Linked DNA regions of Mus musculus: region 2 is linked to region 1. The links are chromatin loops, found by intact Hi-C in ENCODE. Cell type or tissue: gastrocnemius. All regions are shown on one strand. Links, peaks and the distances in the headings refer to the core of each region. The heading gives the core; the rest is flanking DNA.

Region 1 (8,404 bases), core at 2,358-7,357:
GTGTGTGTGTGTGTGTGTGTGTTTGGCTTACCTCCCAGCCTCACCACCACCTCCTTTCCAACTGCTGATGTCAGTGGGTCAGTACAGATAGAAAGGCTTTGTATATTCTGTTGGGTTTTTTGAAGATAATTATGTTACAATTGTTTTTGTTGTAAATAAAACATGTTCTTGTCCTAGCAGTATGCAGTACAATTCATTGTGTGAATTGGGCTCAACTCCTGAAGTGGATCCATGGTGGGGAGAGGGAGCCATTTGTAGAGAGCAGCAGGAGTGGAATAGGGTCTGCTGACTAGAGCCACAGATTCGCCATGCACCTGGACAAGGCACACTTGACACCTCTCTGTGGGGAGCTGTGGCCAGGCAAGGTAATTGGAAACTGAAAGCCAATTAGTCTTCCTGCTGGAGCCCTAGAGTCCTGCCTAGTGCCCTGTGCTTGCTCTTGAGGCTAAAGCAGAAGGACCCTCCTCCCTCTCAACTGCCTCCCAGCTGTTCAGTTCCCAGCAGAACACACACACACACACACACACACACACAGTCTTTCACATGGTACTCACCCTGCCCCCAGGCCACAACCTGAATATCCCTTCACAATGCTGTCGCTGGTCCCTTGTCTGGCCATCCTTCCGGCATGCTGCCTGCTGTTGTGCCTTCCTCCCGCACCACAAGCAGTTATCCAGTACACCCTGCCTTCCCATCTTCACACTGAGCTCAAAGAGAGCCAGCCATTAGACAGGCATTCCTAATGCTGACTGGTCTCCACCCAGCCAAGTTTCTGACCTGCCACTGCTGGGTTTCCTGGTCTCAGGAAGAGCTTCCTTCCCTTTAGCCTTCTCTCAGTTTCCTACCACTGGAAATTCTCTCACAGGCGTTCTTCATGTCCTGAAGATACTGCAAGGGCGAGGGTAAGGACCCATGGAGGCCACATACGCACAGGAGACTAGTGTGCCCCTGACCCAAACCAAGCCCCTGCCTCTGCCCCATCCGCTTCCTTCCCTCTCAGCAGACCGGGCTAGGCCAGCCTTCTCCTGGAGAAGATGGTACATGACCGGGGCTGGGGCTGGTGACTTCCCAGTAGTTCTCTGAGAACCTCCATGACACTCCCAAATCTGTGGCTCCAGATCTGGGCCATGCCCTGGCTTCATATGGCAGCAGATGTCCCTCAGTCTCTCCAGACTCAGGAGGCCCAAACCTGCTGAATCTTACGGTCATGACCCATGGTCCTCTCTCTACCTAGTGTTTCTCAGGAGGAGTGGGGCTTTGAGACAATCTCACTTTACAGCTCAGGCTGGCCTACACCTCAGTATGTGTATCAGTTGGTCTAGTGCTTGTGAGCCTTCTGCCTCAACTGTAAGCTCTGGGATTCCAGGCTGCCCCACCTCAGTGGCTCTGTTTGGATGGGACTGATTGATGGGTCTTGAGCTGTTAAAGATCCAGAAATGAGCACAGGCCCTGAACTATAGGATTTCTGTTGGTGAGATAAAAGCGTCCAGTCCTGGGGGAACTTGTTAGACCAAGTCCCACTTGCCCTAAAGAGCCATTTCTCTTACCTGTAGTTACATATCAAAACCCATGCCTCTGTCCTGCCCTTCTCACCTCCCCTACCCAAAACTCCCTCCAGCCCATGGGCTTCCCTCCCCCTAGCTACTTACCCTTCTTATAACCTGGGTGTTTCTTAGGACACTCTCTCTGGCTACCTTCTTCTCTCTCCCTCCCTCCCTCCCTCTCTCTCTCTCTCTCTCTCTCTCTCTCTCTCTCTCTCTCTCTCTCTCTCTCCTCTCCTCTCTCTCCTCTCTCTCTGTCTCTCTCCTCCCCCTCTCTCTTTCTCTTCTCTCTCCTCTCTCCTCTCTCTCTCTCTCCTCTCTCTCTCTCCTCTCTCTCTGTGTCTGTCTGTCTGTCTCTCTCCTCTCTCTCTTTCTCCCTCCCTCCCTCTCTCTCTCCTCTCTCTCTCCTCTTTCTCTGTCTCCTCCCCCTCTCTCTTTCTCCTCTCTCTCTCCTCTCTCCTCCCCCTCTCTCTCCTCTCTCTCTCTCCTCTCTCTCTGTGTCTGTCTGTCTGTCTCTCTCCTCTCTCTCCCTCCCTCCCTCTCCTCTCTCTCTCTCTCTGTCTCTCTCCTCCCCCCTCTCTCTTTCTCCTCTCTCTCTCTCTGTCTCTCTCCTCTCTCCTCCCCCCCTCTCTCCTCTGTCTGTCTCTCTCTCTCTCTCTCTCTCTCCTCTCTCTCTCTCTCTCTCTCTCTCTCTCTCTCTCTCTCTCTCTCTCTCTCCCCCCCTCTCATGTCCACTATTTTCTCCCACTTCTCTGGACCTGGCCATGTCCACACTCGTCTGCTTCTTTGTGCTCTGGATGCCACCGGTTATTCTCTCTCGTGTCTGTGATAAAAACGTTCACTGACCGACCAATGGAGCAGTCACGTCATGTCTACTGTGCCCCCCTTGCGTACAAACAGTCTTGATTGGCAGTTTGCCTGGATTTAGAATCACCGAGGAGCCTGCATGTACACACAAAATAAATGTTTTTTTTTTTAATGGGGAGGGGCAGGTATGGTGGAACACGCCTTTAATCCTAGTGCTTAGGAGCCAGAGGCAGGCAGGTCTCTCTGAGTTTGAGGCCATCCTAGTCTACATAGTGAGTTCCAGGCCAGCCAGGTTTTATGGTGAGACCCGGTTTCAAAAAGGATGTCTCAGTAGTTAAAAGTGAGTACTGCTCTTTCAGAGGACCCAAGTTCACATCTGATCCATCACCCATGTCAGCTCACAACTACCTGTAACTCTAGCTCTCGGAATCAATACCATATTCAGACTTCTGCAGGTATCTAACACTCACATGCACACACAGACACATAATTAAAAGTAAATATTTTAAATATAAGAAGACACACTCAGAATATAACCCAGCATCACCATTTCCAAGAATCTCCTAAAACAGTGACACTGGGCTAAAAGGATGCTCACCCTGTACCATTGTCCCTATTTGGATGTGTCCTTTGGGTGGAAAAGCTCCCGTGTGGAAGTCTCAGGTCCCAGCTAGGGCACTCCTGAGAAGAGAATAGATCAGGAGGGCACCAAGTCACCCTTGTCAACCCACCGATGAGTTCATAGCTGAAGAGCTTATACGAGGGGAAGCCTGGTTGGGAGAATGCGCCCCCCCCCAATTGGGACTAGCTTCCCCCCCCCCCATTGGGACTAGCTTGGCCCTGTCTCTGGCCACCATGAAATGAGCAGCTCTGCTGCATCCTGCCATCCAGCTGCCACCTGCTTACCTCTGCCCAGGCCCAGCTGACCATGCTCTAAGGTCCCTGGAACATGAACCAGTGTAAGCCATCTTTGTTTATGGCAGGTGTCTTGTCACAGTGGCTAGCTCAACCATGGCTGGAGAAGCAATAGGACAGAAAACTTCAAATTCAATGGAGGAGCTAGAGAAAGCACCCAAGGAGCTAAAGGGATCTGCAACCCTATAGGTGGAACAACATTATGAACTAACCAGTACCCCGGAGCTCTTGACTCTAGCTGCATATGTATCAAAAGATGGCCTAGTCGGCCATCACTGGAAAGAGAGGCCCATTGGACACGCAAACTTTATATGCCCCAGTACAGGGGAATGCCAGGGCCAAAAAAATGGGAATGGGTGGGTAGGGAAGTGGGGGGGAGGGTATGGGGGACTTTTGGGATAGCATTGGAAATGTAATTGAGGAAAATATGTAATAAAAAATATTAAAAAAAAAAAAGAAAGAAGACTTCAAATTCTTCCGAGGAACTGGGAAAAGAAATCATAGCATGGCTACCCCAGAGAATGCTTCACATCTGTTCAAGGATAAGGGGGAGGTCTCGGTTAGGTCACTGATACAGCTGGGTACAGTGTGAAGCACCTGCTAGAGGTGCCCTTGTGATTTTCTTCCTGCTGAATGCAGCAGAATGGCTCCCCCAGTTGTCCTCACACAAGCACTTCAGTAAGCATTGCGAGGTCCCTCGTGTCTCCCTGCCCTGACATCAGCTGCTCCTCTGATACCTGAACCAGAGAGCATGCAAGGCTATCCAGCATAGTCAAGGTGACTTCGTTACAATTTCCTCTTTTAGTTTCCCCTCACTGGGGGATTCTAGGCAGGGGCTCTACCACTGAGCCACACCCCCAGCCCCTCACTGGGGGATTCTAGGCAGGGGCTCTACCACTGAGCCACGCCCCCAGCCCCTCACTGGGGGATTCTAGGCAGGGGCTCTACCACTGAGCCACACCCCCAGCCCCTTTCTGGGGGATTCTAGGCAGCTTTTCTGCTACTAAGTTATATCTCAACTCAGCCTTTTTTTTTTTTAAACTCTCCTTTGCTAGGCAGAGTCTCCTAAGTTGCCTATGCTGGCCTGGAACTCATTCTGTAGCCAAGATAAGCCTTGAACTTGAAATCTTCCTGCCTCAGCCTTCCCAGTAGCAGGGATGACAGGCATGCCCCCACCGTTTCCAGCTATCCACCCTTCTCAGGTAAGGTGGGTTCCAGGGCTTTGATATCCCCTTTCTAGCTCCCAGCGTGTTGTCTCCTTCTCCATGCTTCATGCTTTGTATGTGTGTTCTTGTGAAATGTGTCCGTGTGGATGCCACATAGCCAGACTCCCTGGTAATGTGGGAACAGATAATGGGTGTCTCTCACCACCTCTGGGCAGCCAGAGGTCTGGGCTCTGCAGTGCTCAGCCTGCCACCATTGTGTGGCCACACTCACCTAGGGTGGAAAAGGCTGCCTTAGAATGGACCGGAAGCTTCCAGAACCATCTTCCTAGGCAGACACAGTAGGGATGACCCCTCCCAGGCCTTGCTCTAGCCACAGTGGAACGGATCCCCAGGGTCACTTTAGAATTAGCCTCTGAGTCCCAGGGAAGGAAGGTCTGTGGCACAGGTGGGTCTGAAGAGAGTACAAGTGCTTAGGGTTAAGCACCCACCCGTGCTCGCCAGTGTTCTACATTGAAACACACCCCAGCCCTCGGATCCCATCGCTCCACCAGTTGCTGGTTTGGTGGTTATTATCCACTGCTGGGCACTGAAATCGAGGACCTTGTGCATGTTGGGAAATTCCTACAGCTAAGCTACACACCCAGTCAGCCCTTCTTTGTGTTTTTTATATTAACATAGAGTCTCATTTGCCCAGCGTAGCCTCAGGCTTTCTACCCTCCTCCCTCAGTCTTTCTTCTCTCTTTCAAAAACGGAATTTGAAGGACTGTGAGTTCACACAGGGCATCGGCACATGTGGCCAAGCCTGGTCATCTTGAGTTCCAGCCACAGGGCCAGCGTGGTGGAAACAACTCCTGCACCCCAACATGGGATACATAGCATACATGCACACACCACAGGCAGAGAGACAGAGACAGAGACAGACAGACAATGAGACAGAGAGAGAAATAAGGATTTGAGCTCTCAGAACCCAGTCCACAAGGATCAAACTGGCTCTTGCGGAGCGCATCAGACGATAGGGGGCGACATAGCCCACGTCATGCTGTCAGTCGCAGCCATTGACCCCTGGGATGCTCACTATACCACAGGCAGAACATTGCTGACAGCAGGGCCCAGTCAGGGATGTGATCTCCACACTGCTGGAATGAAATGGTTCCAGGGTCAGAGAGGGGACCTGGGTGGTAATAGAGGCTGGCCCCACACAAGGGTACAGTGTGTGTCCTGACTCCAGTGTACCCCTCCCTCCACAGACAAAATACAGACAGGGGCTCATTCCTCCGGCACTCTGGAGAAAAAAAAATTTTTGAGACAGGGTCTTAGTATATAGCCCTGGCCTTCCTGAACTCACTCTGTAGACCAGGCTGGCCTTGAACTCAGATTTGCCTGCCTCTGCCTCCTGAGTGCTGACATTAAAGGCGTACGCCACCACCATCTGGCCGGTGACTTTTATAAAAGACAGAACCTCACTCTGGCTGCCTATAACTTGCTGTAAAGGCCAGGATGGCCTCAATCTCAGAGATCCACCTCCCTCTGCTTTCATAGTGCTGATCTTTTTTTGTTTTGTTTTTTTATTTTTGGTTTTTCAAGACAGGGTTTCTCCGTATAGCCCTGGCTGTCCTGGAACTTACTCTGTAGACCAGGCTGGCCTTGAACTCAGAAACCTGCCTGCCTCTGCCTCCCGAGTGCTGGGATTAAAGGCGTGCGCCACCACTCGCGGCTCATAGTGCTGATCTTAAAGGTGTACACCACCACACACAGCTCCATCTTATCTCCTGAGATGCGACCTCTCACTGAAACTAAAGTTCATGGCTTTGGGCAGACAGGCTGGCCAGCAAACTCCTGCGATTTGCCTCTCTCTGCCTCCCCCATGCTGGGGTTACAAGCACAAGCCACAATGCCTGACTTTTTAACCTAGGCTCTGGGAATCAACCTTAGGTCCTCATGCTTGTGTGGCAAGCACTTTGCAAGCTGAGCCTCTTTCTAAGAAAAGCCCCTCGGAGCTCACAAGACCCCCGTGGCTAAAGCCCTTGCTTGAAACTAGCCTTGGCTACCTTCCCAGTGCAATTAAAGAGAATGCTGGGAGAAAGCAGAGAGCTTGAACCAAGTTTTGTATGTGAAAGAGAGACAGATAAGGAGGCTGGCAATCCCAAGACTGTTTTGGGGGTACTGACATGAGCTTTAGGTTTAATATGAGAAAGAATCAGGGTAAGTAGCAGGCAGGCGTGGTTAAGCAGGCCTGGCCAGAGCATAGTCTGGTGGATCAATGTCTCAGCTCTGTGAGGTGATCCTCAGAAGTCATTGTTTGAGGGGACACACTGGTTCAGGTGACTGTGTCTGCTCGGAAGCTGATCTCATCCTTGGCGATCCTGTCTTCAAAGCTCTGCTGTCCCTGAAACCCAAGGTGGCTGCAGACTTGGGACAGTGATGGAGAATCTCAGATCTCTTTTGGAGAGTCTAGAATGGGGCATCATAGAAGCCACTAGTAAGATAGCTCCATACATCCTCACTCAGCCTAGGTCCCAGCAAGGCTTTTGTCTACTGGGAACCTCTTATGGGATGGACCTGGTGATGCAGGCTTGTAGTCACAGCTATTAAAGGAGCTGGAATGGAAGGGATTCAGGTTCAAGACCTGCCTTGGCAGGAGAACAAGTTCAAGGCTAGCCTGTGTAACTTATCAAGGTCCTATCTGATGGGTGGTGGTGTACGTCTTTAATCCCAGCACTCAGGGAGGCAGAGGTAGGTGGATCTCTGTGAGTTCAAGGCCAGCCTGGTCTACAGAGTGAGTTCCAGGACAGCCAGGGCTACACAGAGAAACCCTGTCTCTAAAAAACATAAACAAATACCCTGTTTCAAAGAAGAGAGGGAAGAGACAGTGATCCCCAGTGAGGAGTGGGGGGGGGGGGGCAGGGAGGCATGGTGCAGTGGTCGAGTTACTGCCTAGCATGTAGGAGGCCCTAAGGTCACTCTCCAGCACCACTAAAGTAGTCATAACAATGATAATTTTGTATGAAGCAGGGACTCACTACATAGCCTTGCCTGACTTGGGACTTCCTATGTAGACCAAATTGCCTACAGCGATCCACCTGCCTCTGCCTCCGAAATGCTGGTATTAAAGGCCACCCACACCCAACTATGATACTTCTTAAAATGATTTTTTAAAGTGTATGAGTGTTTTGCCTACATGTATGTGTTTGCCCCGTGTTCATCAGCTGCCCCATGTTCATGAGCACTATGTGTGTGCCTGGTGCTCACAGTGGCTTGACCAGGGTATTGGATCCACAGGAACTGGAATTACAGATGCCATGAGCTATCATATGGGTCTTGGAAACAGAACCCAGGTCCTTTGGAAGAGCAGCCAGTGCTGCTAACTTCCAAACACCTGTCCAGCCCCTTCATTGATAACTATTAAAGGAACCCCTGCCACGTAGACAAGATGGTGTGGCAGTACACAGCAGGTAGCCTAGACTGAGATCAGTCTGCACTGGCATGCCCTGTAGAGGAGACATAACTGGCAAACCCTTGATTAAAGAAAAAAAAAGACTAATCTAGGCCAGGGACAGGATCCCACCCAGGCCATGGGTATTGGGGTTTCTGCCAGGTCTCTTCCTTCCTATGAACTTCTTCTGGTTAGCTTTTACTGCCAACTTGACACAGCCTAGAGTCACCTGAGAAGGAAGAATCAATTGAGGAATCACCTAGATCTGATTGGCCTGTGGACATGTCTGCAAGGGAGGGGTTATGATTGTTAATTGATGTGGGAGGGCTTAGCCCACTGTGGGTGGCAACCATTCCCTAGGCAAAGTAGTTCTGGGCAGTATGAGAAAGCTAAGTGTGAGCCTGCATGAGCGAGCTGGATAACAGCATTCATCTACCATGACTGCTAGCTATAAAGTGAGTTCCCTGGTCAGAGGTAATATTGCTTAGAATAGCAAGCCAGCCTTCGGGTTCCTGACCTAAGTTCCTGCCCTGGTTTCCCTA
Region 2 (8,404 bases), core at 1,105-6,104, 51 kb after region 1:
CAGTAAGGGGAGAGACCTGGAGGTCAGTCCTACTATGCTTCAGCAGCATGTGCCCTGCCCTAGCCTACAAGGGCTTAAGGGACATCAATGGAGGAAGGGGACCAAGAACAAAATACAACCTCTACTTCCTCTCACAAACAGTATAAACCACCATTACTTTTGTCTCACAAAAGCCAGATAAGGAAACATTTTAGACACCACAGCTGCCCGACTCTGGGGTGTATTGAGAGGGCTGAGAGGCTGGCAGGTGTTACTGCACACCTTGATGGCTCTCTTCCAGGAGCTGAGACAGCTTGCAGATGACCACACAACAAAGCAACTAATCCCGGCTCAGAACAGCTGGTCTAAAAAAACACTACTTCAGAGCAGCACACCGCATGTCCCTACAAGAGGACATGGTAATGGAGACAGAGGGAGAACTAACCCAGCACGGCTGCTAAGGTGTGGTTGGAATCAAACAGCTCTGCCCTTTACAAGAGACAGCCTCGTGCCCGTAAGGATGCCCTTTCACATCTCAAATGTCAATGTAAGAAGTAACGACAGTTAACTGGGGAAATATTAGGTGCCTTCAAGGTGCTGGTTTGGCTGTACTGACATAGGAGAAACCATGTCCAAATAGACAGCAGGGAAGGAAACTAAGCATGGGTCGAGAAGGCAATGATTTGGCTGTAGATATTCAGTAGTGATTGCCTGTAGAAGCGGCTATAAAGTAACAATGAGGTAAATTTAAAGGCAGGAAAAGATGTTAATAAAGTGTATCAAGGGGCTAGAGAGATGGCTCAAACAGTGGCAGTTCTTGCAGTGGACCTAGGGCTAATTCCTAAAACCTACACAGACGCTCACAACAATCTCTAACTTGGCTTTCAGAGGACCAGTGCCCTCTTCTGGCCTCCATAGGCACCAGGCACACATGTAGTGCATAGACATAGATTCAGGTAAAATGCTTACATACAGTTAAATGTGGTGTGTATGTGTGTGTGTGTGTGAGCATGCACCCAGAAGAGCCAGGCAGATCTCTGAGTTCAAAGACATCCAGGACTATACAGAGAAACCTTGCTTGAAAGACCAAAACAAAAGAGGGAGGGTACAGGGCTAACAGCAAGAAGCAAAAATGTCAACAGTAAACAAAACCAAATGGCTCAGCAGTTAGAGCACTTGTTGCTCTTGAAGAACCAGGGTTCAATTCCCATCACCCACATGATAGCCTGTGACCACAACTCCAGTTCCAGGGGATTCAATATACCCTTCTCACCTCCATCAATATTACTTACACACACTCAGGCAAAACAGCCATACACAGAAAGAAGTAAAATTAATTAGAGGCCAGCCTGGTCTACAGAGTGAGTTCCAGGACAGCCAGGGCTACACAGAGAAACCCTGTCTCGAACCCCCCCCCCCCCCCCCGCCGCAAAAGAGAGAGATACAAAGAGAGAGAGAGATACAATTAAAACTATACACACACACGCGCGCGCGCGCACAGTCACACCCTAAACCAGAGTCATATAGCACCTAAGCTCCTGTATCTGTACCATAAATGACCAAGCTTTGCACCCTAATAAGCTTTAACTCCTTAGAAACGCTCAGTTTTGAGTAACTGAAACTAATTTTCCAACGAAGTTATCTAATGGTCTCACACAGCCCAGAAAGTCTTTGAACTGTTTTGTAGCCAAGGATGACCCAGTGCTACTGATCCTCCTGCCTCCACCTTCCTAGTGTTTGGGATAACAGACTTGTAGCACCATGCCTGACTTCTGCAGTGCTAGGGATCAAATCGAGGCCTTTTTACATGCCAAGTGAATATTAACCAGATCTCCAGCCCCCAGCTTACTTTTAAAAACTTCTCACCTGCCACGGGAATTGCGTCTGGCAGTAGGAGGCTGGCAAGCTGGACACTGCCACTCGCCATCTGGTACTTCATAAAGGGCCGGCCTCAGACAGAACAGGTGGAAGGCTTTATTACACTCGTCACACAGGATCAGCTTGTCATCCTCACCTGCAAAGACAGGCGCACACAGCACTGTTGGCAGCGCAGCACAGCGCAGCACAGCACTTCTCCCTCTCCTTATTCACGCCCATGTGTGCCCGAGAATCTGGATCCCCTAGAGCTGGAGTCCTAGCTGCCCAACACGGATCCTCTAGAACAGCTGCAAGCACTTGTGAGCGTGGAGCACCACTCCAGCTCCTTTGTCTTTCTTTCAAGACAAGGATTCAGTGTATAGCACACAGTGGCCTAGAATCCGGGGAGCTCCTCCTGCCCCTGCCCCCCAAGTGGTAGAATCACAGGTACATCCCAGCACCCCCTGCTGCTTCTCTGTATGCACATGGAGGCTAGAGGCTGACATTAGTTGCTGTATTTGACAGCTTTCCACATCAGCATACTGAGTCTCTCACTGGAGCCCAGAGCTAGACACTGGTTCTGTCAAACCCCCTGTCTCCACCTCCTTACTTAGGTGAGCAATGGAACTAGGTCTTCAGGCTTGTGTGCAACTTTGTAACAAAGATGTTACCAACCTGAACATCTTTGCAGCCTGCTCTTTAAAAAGTGCATTTACTTTCTGAAAATTGGACAATTTAGGGAGAGTTCCTAACTCATCTCCTCAGAACTACCAAGAAGCAGGGCAGGGCAGTTAATAGTCACTAAGAGTTAACTAAGGGACATGGGGACACACTCCTTTAATGCCAACACTGAGGAGGCAGAAGCAGGTAGGTATTTTTGAGTTTTTCAGTCTAGCCAGAGTTACATGAGACACTATCTCAAAATAAGTAAGTAAATAAATAAAACATGTTTAATTGTACATGTACTTTAACTAAAAGGCAGAAAAATCACTGGCTGGAGACTCTGCTGTTCTTCTTGGACCCCGAAACTCTCCCACACATGTCTGCATGGTCCTCAGTAGTCTGGTTTCTCCACACTGTATGACCTTCATCTGACTAACTTTCTTTTCTAACTATCAGTCTGGTCAGTTTTACAGCAACCAAGTCTACACAGTGCCTCACTCTTTGGAAACTGAGCCCTAAGCTAACTCATAAAGATGGACTTAGTCAAGGAGAAATAAAAACCATTTCCAAATGCTCTGTTCCCAGCTCTAGGCTAAAGACTGAGGTCTGGGTGTGCAATGTGCAAAGACTGCCCCCTGCTGGAAGCACCTACCTCATCTCACAGCTGACAAATGCTCTACGGTTCCTGAGGGACTGTAGATTTTAAATTAACTAACTTGCATGCAGAAAGTCTGCCTACCACAGTTTAACCGTGCACACAGGAACAGGGCTAAATGATGCACAAAAATTCCTTCAGAAGGTGGATTGTGGTGGTTCCCAGCACTTGGGAGAGAGAGGCAGCCAGTCTGATCTACAGAGCAAGTTTCAGGACAGCCAAGGCTACACTGAGAAACCCCGTCTCAAAAAACCAAAATTCCTTCAAAGGAAAAGAAAAAGGTTTTGGAAAGCCTAGTCCCAAACAGTCAATGAACAACTTTCCTCAATGCATACCTTTCTTTCGACAAACTTTGCACCTAGCGTTTTCTGCTGACATGTCCCACTTGATACATGCATCGAGCATCCCAAGTAGAACATGCATCCTGGAAAAGGTCTGTGCTTCACGGATTGCTGTTTTCCATTTTTCCAGTGCAGAGGCAACCTAAGCAGCAAGTGAAACAGCCAGATATTATGACCATGATATTATGACCAAAGATTAGACAGGGCTAAGGATGGGTAAGGAAAGAATTCAGAGAATATTTGAATTTTAGAGTTTCATTAAAACCCACCATCAAGGCTTCAAAATAAAAACCAAGCCTGGAAGAGGTCACAGCAAAACTAAGCATAGAGTAGGGATAAGCAACATGTCTCTTCCAGTGACATCAGTGTCATTTAGAAGTAGAATGAGCCAGGCAGTGGTGGCGCACGCCTTTAATCCCAGCACTTGGGAGGCAGAGGCAGGAGGATTTCTGAGTTCGAGGCCAGCCTGGTCTAGAAAGTGAGTTCCAGGACAGCCAGGGCTACACAGAGAAACCCTGGGGGGGGGGGGGGGGCAAAACCACAGCACCTCATAAATATGCACAATTATTAGGTATTAAGGAACTTTTAGAGTGTTTAAATGGGACTAGGTGATTAAGAGTACTTGCAGAGGACCTTCCCAGTACCCACAGAGTGGTTTATAAGAATCTAGACCTCCAGTTCAGAGGATCTAACATCCCTCCTCTTCTTACCTCTGTGGGCACCAAAACCACATGTGTTACACATGCACGCGTGCATGTGCAGGCAAACCACTCACATGCATAAACTAAATCTAGTCAGGTTGTGGTGGTGCGTGCCTTTAATCTTAGCACTAAAGAAGCAGGGGCAGGCAGATCTCTGAGCTCAAAGCCAGCGTGGTCTACAGAGCAAGTTCCAGGACAGCCAGGGCCACACCAAAAAACTCTGCCATAAATATACAAATAAATGAATGAATGAATGAATTTCTAACTAAATGAACTGTATTTAAAGAGGAGAGATACTAGCTACTCTATTACTATATAGACTGTACATATACTGAGTTATATTGCATTACTATTAAATTTATACAACTGAAATAATAAAAGATAAGCCAGGTCTGAAAGCTTATGGAACGGGTATAAGTCCTTGTGCTCACAGAGAAGCACTTGGGACCCTGGAATGCTAACCACATGGGGTTTTCACTTCAAAGGAAGGGATGTATGAGCTGTCATCCCTAGAATGCTGGGAGTAGACGTACACTAGTCTGGCAACCTTTATCTGTGACATCACACCAGATCCTCCCCTAAAGCCTTATCCTAAGCTTGTTTTCTTCAAGCTACAGAGCCCATCTTTATAAAGGTGCTGTGAGGAGTCATTCGTGCATGGAGGCGTCACTCGTACTTCACGTTTTGATGCAGCTGCCTCTGATCTTAGCTTAGCTTACTTCGCGCTTTACTGTACATGAGATTGGGTTAATCACTAATAGGAAAATTTTCACCAAATTGTACGGTACTTAAAAATGCATAAAATAGGGGTTGGTGATTTAGCTCAATTGTAGAGTGCTTGCCTAGCAAGTGCAAGGCCCTGGCTTCAGTCCTCAGCTCTGGAGGGGTGGGGGTGGGGGTGGGGGTCGCAGACAAAATAAAAATGCCTAAAATAAATCACCCGGGGTCAGATTCCTGATGTTTGAACCAACATCAGTCAGTAATGTTGAACTGAACTGTCTTCTTGCTTCCCTCGGATCATTCTATGTTGTCTGGTGCTAAGAGACTCCCACAGCGACTCAGATCTGTAATTTCAGCACTTGAGAGTCTGAGGCAGGAGGATCACTATGAGTTCAAGGTCAGCTTGGGCTATAGGGTAAAACCTTGTCTCATAAAAACAAAACAAAACAAAAAAGGGGCAGACACAGTAAGAGTTGTCAGAACAAATGCAAACAAATTAGAGACAAAGCCAGACATAGTGACACACATCTATTATTTCAACACTCAAGAAGCTGAGACAGAATTATAGGTTTGAGGCAAGCCTGGACCACATGGTTAAGACTCAGTCTCAAGGGCTGGAGAGATGGCTCAGCAGTTAAGAGCACTTCCAGAGGTTCTGAGTTCAATTCCCAGCAACCATGTGGGGGCTCACGGCCCTCTTTAATGAGATCTGATGCCCTATTTTGGTATGTCTGAAGACAGCTACAGAGTACTCACATACATAAAATAAAAGACCCAGTCTTAAAAGAGACAGAGAAGGAGAGAAGAGAAATAGAGACAGAAAGAGAGAAAGAATGACAGACCCCAGGATTTTCCTAAAGTATACATTATGTTTCTCAATTCAGAGAAACAAAATTGGTGTTGTATTTATAGACTAGGACTGAAGAGTTGGCTTACAGTTAAGAGTACTTCTGCTCTTGTAGAGAGCTATAGCTCAGTCTCCAGCACCCACATCAGGTAGCTGACAACTGCCCATAACTCTAGTTCCAGGGGAGCTGATGCTTTCTTCTGGGTTTTTGAAAGCATTGTATGCACATGGTGCACACACAGACAAGCAGGCACACACATATCAATATAGGTGGAAATAAACACTATTTAAAAATTTTTTAAATGCATACCCTAGACCTTGAAACGATCTCACAGATCCCAAGAAACTGGAGCCCAGACGAGACTGACATAAACTCATGTAGCAGCCTGGTCCCGGCCAAGGAAACTCTGGCCCTTGCTAAGTGGAAACTTTCAAAGCGGAGGACAGTGGAAAATTTTGAGCTGTGGCAAAACTGACCTTTGGTGGGAGCTGCAGGGCAGGATATTGCTAGAACAGAACACAGCAGAACAACTCAGCAAGCAACCTGATTTTTCCAAGAAGTTCTCCACTTCTGTACTGTCTAGGGCTTATATTTATTTCAGCTTAGGGTTTAGTACAAAAAGGGACCTTAATGAGACTTAATTACCTGGTCCTCAGTAAGAAGAAAATGTCACAAGAAAAATGAATAGCTAGGAAAGATCCTTTCTAAGAGCTTTCCAATAAAAATCCGTACACAGCTGGGTTAAAGGGCAGCATGGCTCACAGGGAGCAGGCAATCGACACCAAGCCCAACAAGACCTGCATGATGAAATGACAGGCTCCTGCAAACTGTCCTCTGACCCCCACTTGCTGTGACACACAAATATGTGCAACACACATACACATAAAACAAAAACTGAGTTAAAAACAAAACCCATGTAGCATTCAGTAAACCAGCTTCTCATAAATACAGTCATAGGCGTGTAAACCCGCTTCCTCCAAACGCTCCTCCCTGAACCATGCACCACGGGGTCTAAGGAAAGTAAGGAGGAACAACTGTGCATGAACTCTGAGGCGTTTAGGAAGAGCAGGAGACTTACTCTTAAGCATTTTTGCTTGTAATCACATATGCACAGATAAAAGGGCTTGTTGGACCAGCTAGAACTGGAGTTAAGAGACAGTTGTGAGCTGCCATGTGGGTGCTGAAAATTGAACCCAGGTCCTCTACAAGAGCAGCCCGATGCTCTCAACTGCTTTGCTATCCCTGTAGCCCCCAGGGAAGAGACTTATTAAAGCTATCTGCCTATAGTGATGCTTGCCTGTGCATCACTTGGGAGGTTCAAAGAGGACTCAGAAGTTCAAACCCAGCTGGGGCTATATTAAGACCCTGGATTAAAGCAAAACAAAACAAAGCCGGGCGTGGTGGCGCACGCCTTTAATCCCAGCACTCAGGAGGCAGAGGCAGGTGGATTTCTGAGTTCGAGGCCAACCTGGTCTACAAAGTGAGTTCCAGGACAACAAGGACTATACAGAGAAACCCTGTCTTGAAAAACCAAAACCAAAACAAAACAAAAAAAGCAAAACAAAACAAACAACACAAAACAAAAGGTCAGGCATGGTGAAACACACCTTTAATCACAGGGGCCGGTAGAACTCTGGTTCTAGGCCAGTTTACACAGAGTTCCAGGCCAGCACAGTGAGAACACTGGCTACAACAAAAAACAAAAGAAAACTAGATGGATTTGTCTGACAGTGAGACATACATCATTTTAATCTGCATTTGAGGTTCCTTCAGAAAACCAGCTCCCACACCTACTGCTCACCCTGCCACCCTCACAAGTTAGCCCAAAGGCCACTCCTTTCTATCAGCACAGATGGCCTAGACTCACAATGGCTTCAATTCTCTTTTTTCCTTTTGAGGCAGATTTTCTGTATAGCCCTGGCTGTCCTAGCTTTAAACTCAGAGACATGCCTGCTAGGATTAAAGACCTGCCCCACCACCTGGGGGGGTTCAGTTTTAGGATGGTGTGAAAGGGATAGAGATACTCGTTTAGTAGAAACGCCAGGTAGGTCCGTCTTTTCTGAGATAGCAATGACATGCTGACATGTGGACAATCCTCTCTGGTAAAGCTGAGGCCAAAACACGGAGCCACAGCAGAAGCTGGCTACACTGTTACCAGGGGAAAAACTGGACTTCCCAGCATAAGTAAAGCTAAATGATGCTGAGCCTGCCACAGGGCAAGCACGTTCATTAGACGTTCTACCTTACTATGTGTTCAACACACAGCTGTTCAGCAGAAACAGACAGCTCAACTACAGGCAGTGGCTCTACTTCTCGGTCTTACACTCAAAGGCGTTCCCACTGCTTAGACTCAGCAGCTCAGTACCTTTGCTTCCTCTACCATCTTTTTCTCTTCATCTACTTCCTCGGACTTTGTGGAATCTTCACTTTGGAGTTTCCGCTTCTTCTGCTTAGGCGCCATAAATCCTTGCAGAAATTTCTTTATGACACTGGCTTGAAGGGCAATGACGCATTCACCAAAATCCTTCAGTTTCTCTAAGGAAATGACCTGGAAGAAAGATTTACAATTGAGACTGAGAGGAGGACAAGACCAATAAAGAAGTTGGGCCTAACATCCAGAACTGTCCCACGAGTTACCTG

What was found. A loop is a pair of places that touch in the nucleus more often than their neighbours do. Peaks named below come from ENCODE experiments on the same cell type or tissue, not always from the same donor. Only the 100,000 strongest peaks of a DNase experiment are listed, where the experiment ranks them.
Region 2: a loop joins it to region 1, with 10 times the contacts of the local background. A loop is called at or near these places in 30 of 42 quality-filtered maps.

Annotation. Positions count from the first base shown.
Region 1 is chr5:135,283,479-135,291,882 of GRCm38, reverse strand. It overlaps a transcript of Fkbp6 not described here. Among named protein-coding and RNA genes, the nearest start is that of Fzd9, 37 kb to the right of the region's middle. In gastrocnemius, for the core only: a CTCF peak has its summit at 5,445; a DNase peak (open chromatin) is centred at 5,460.
Region 2 is chr5:135,231,508-135,239,911 of GRCm38, reverse strand. Baz1b (bromodomain adjacent to zinc finger domain, 1B) reads right to left here. Exons shown (of 19, transcript NM_011714.2): 13 at 8,130-8,312; 14 at 3,490-3,637; 15 at 1,846-1,993. Among named protein-coding and RNA genes, the nearest start is that of Fzd9, 15 kb to the left of the region's middle. In gastrocnemius, for the core only: no CTCF peak of the experiment used is centred there; a DNase peak (open chromatin) is centred at 3,138; H3K27ac peaks cover 1,387 bases.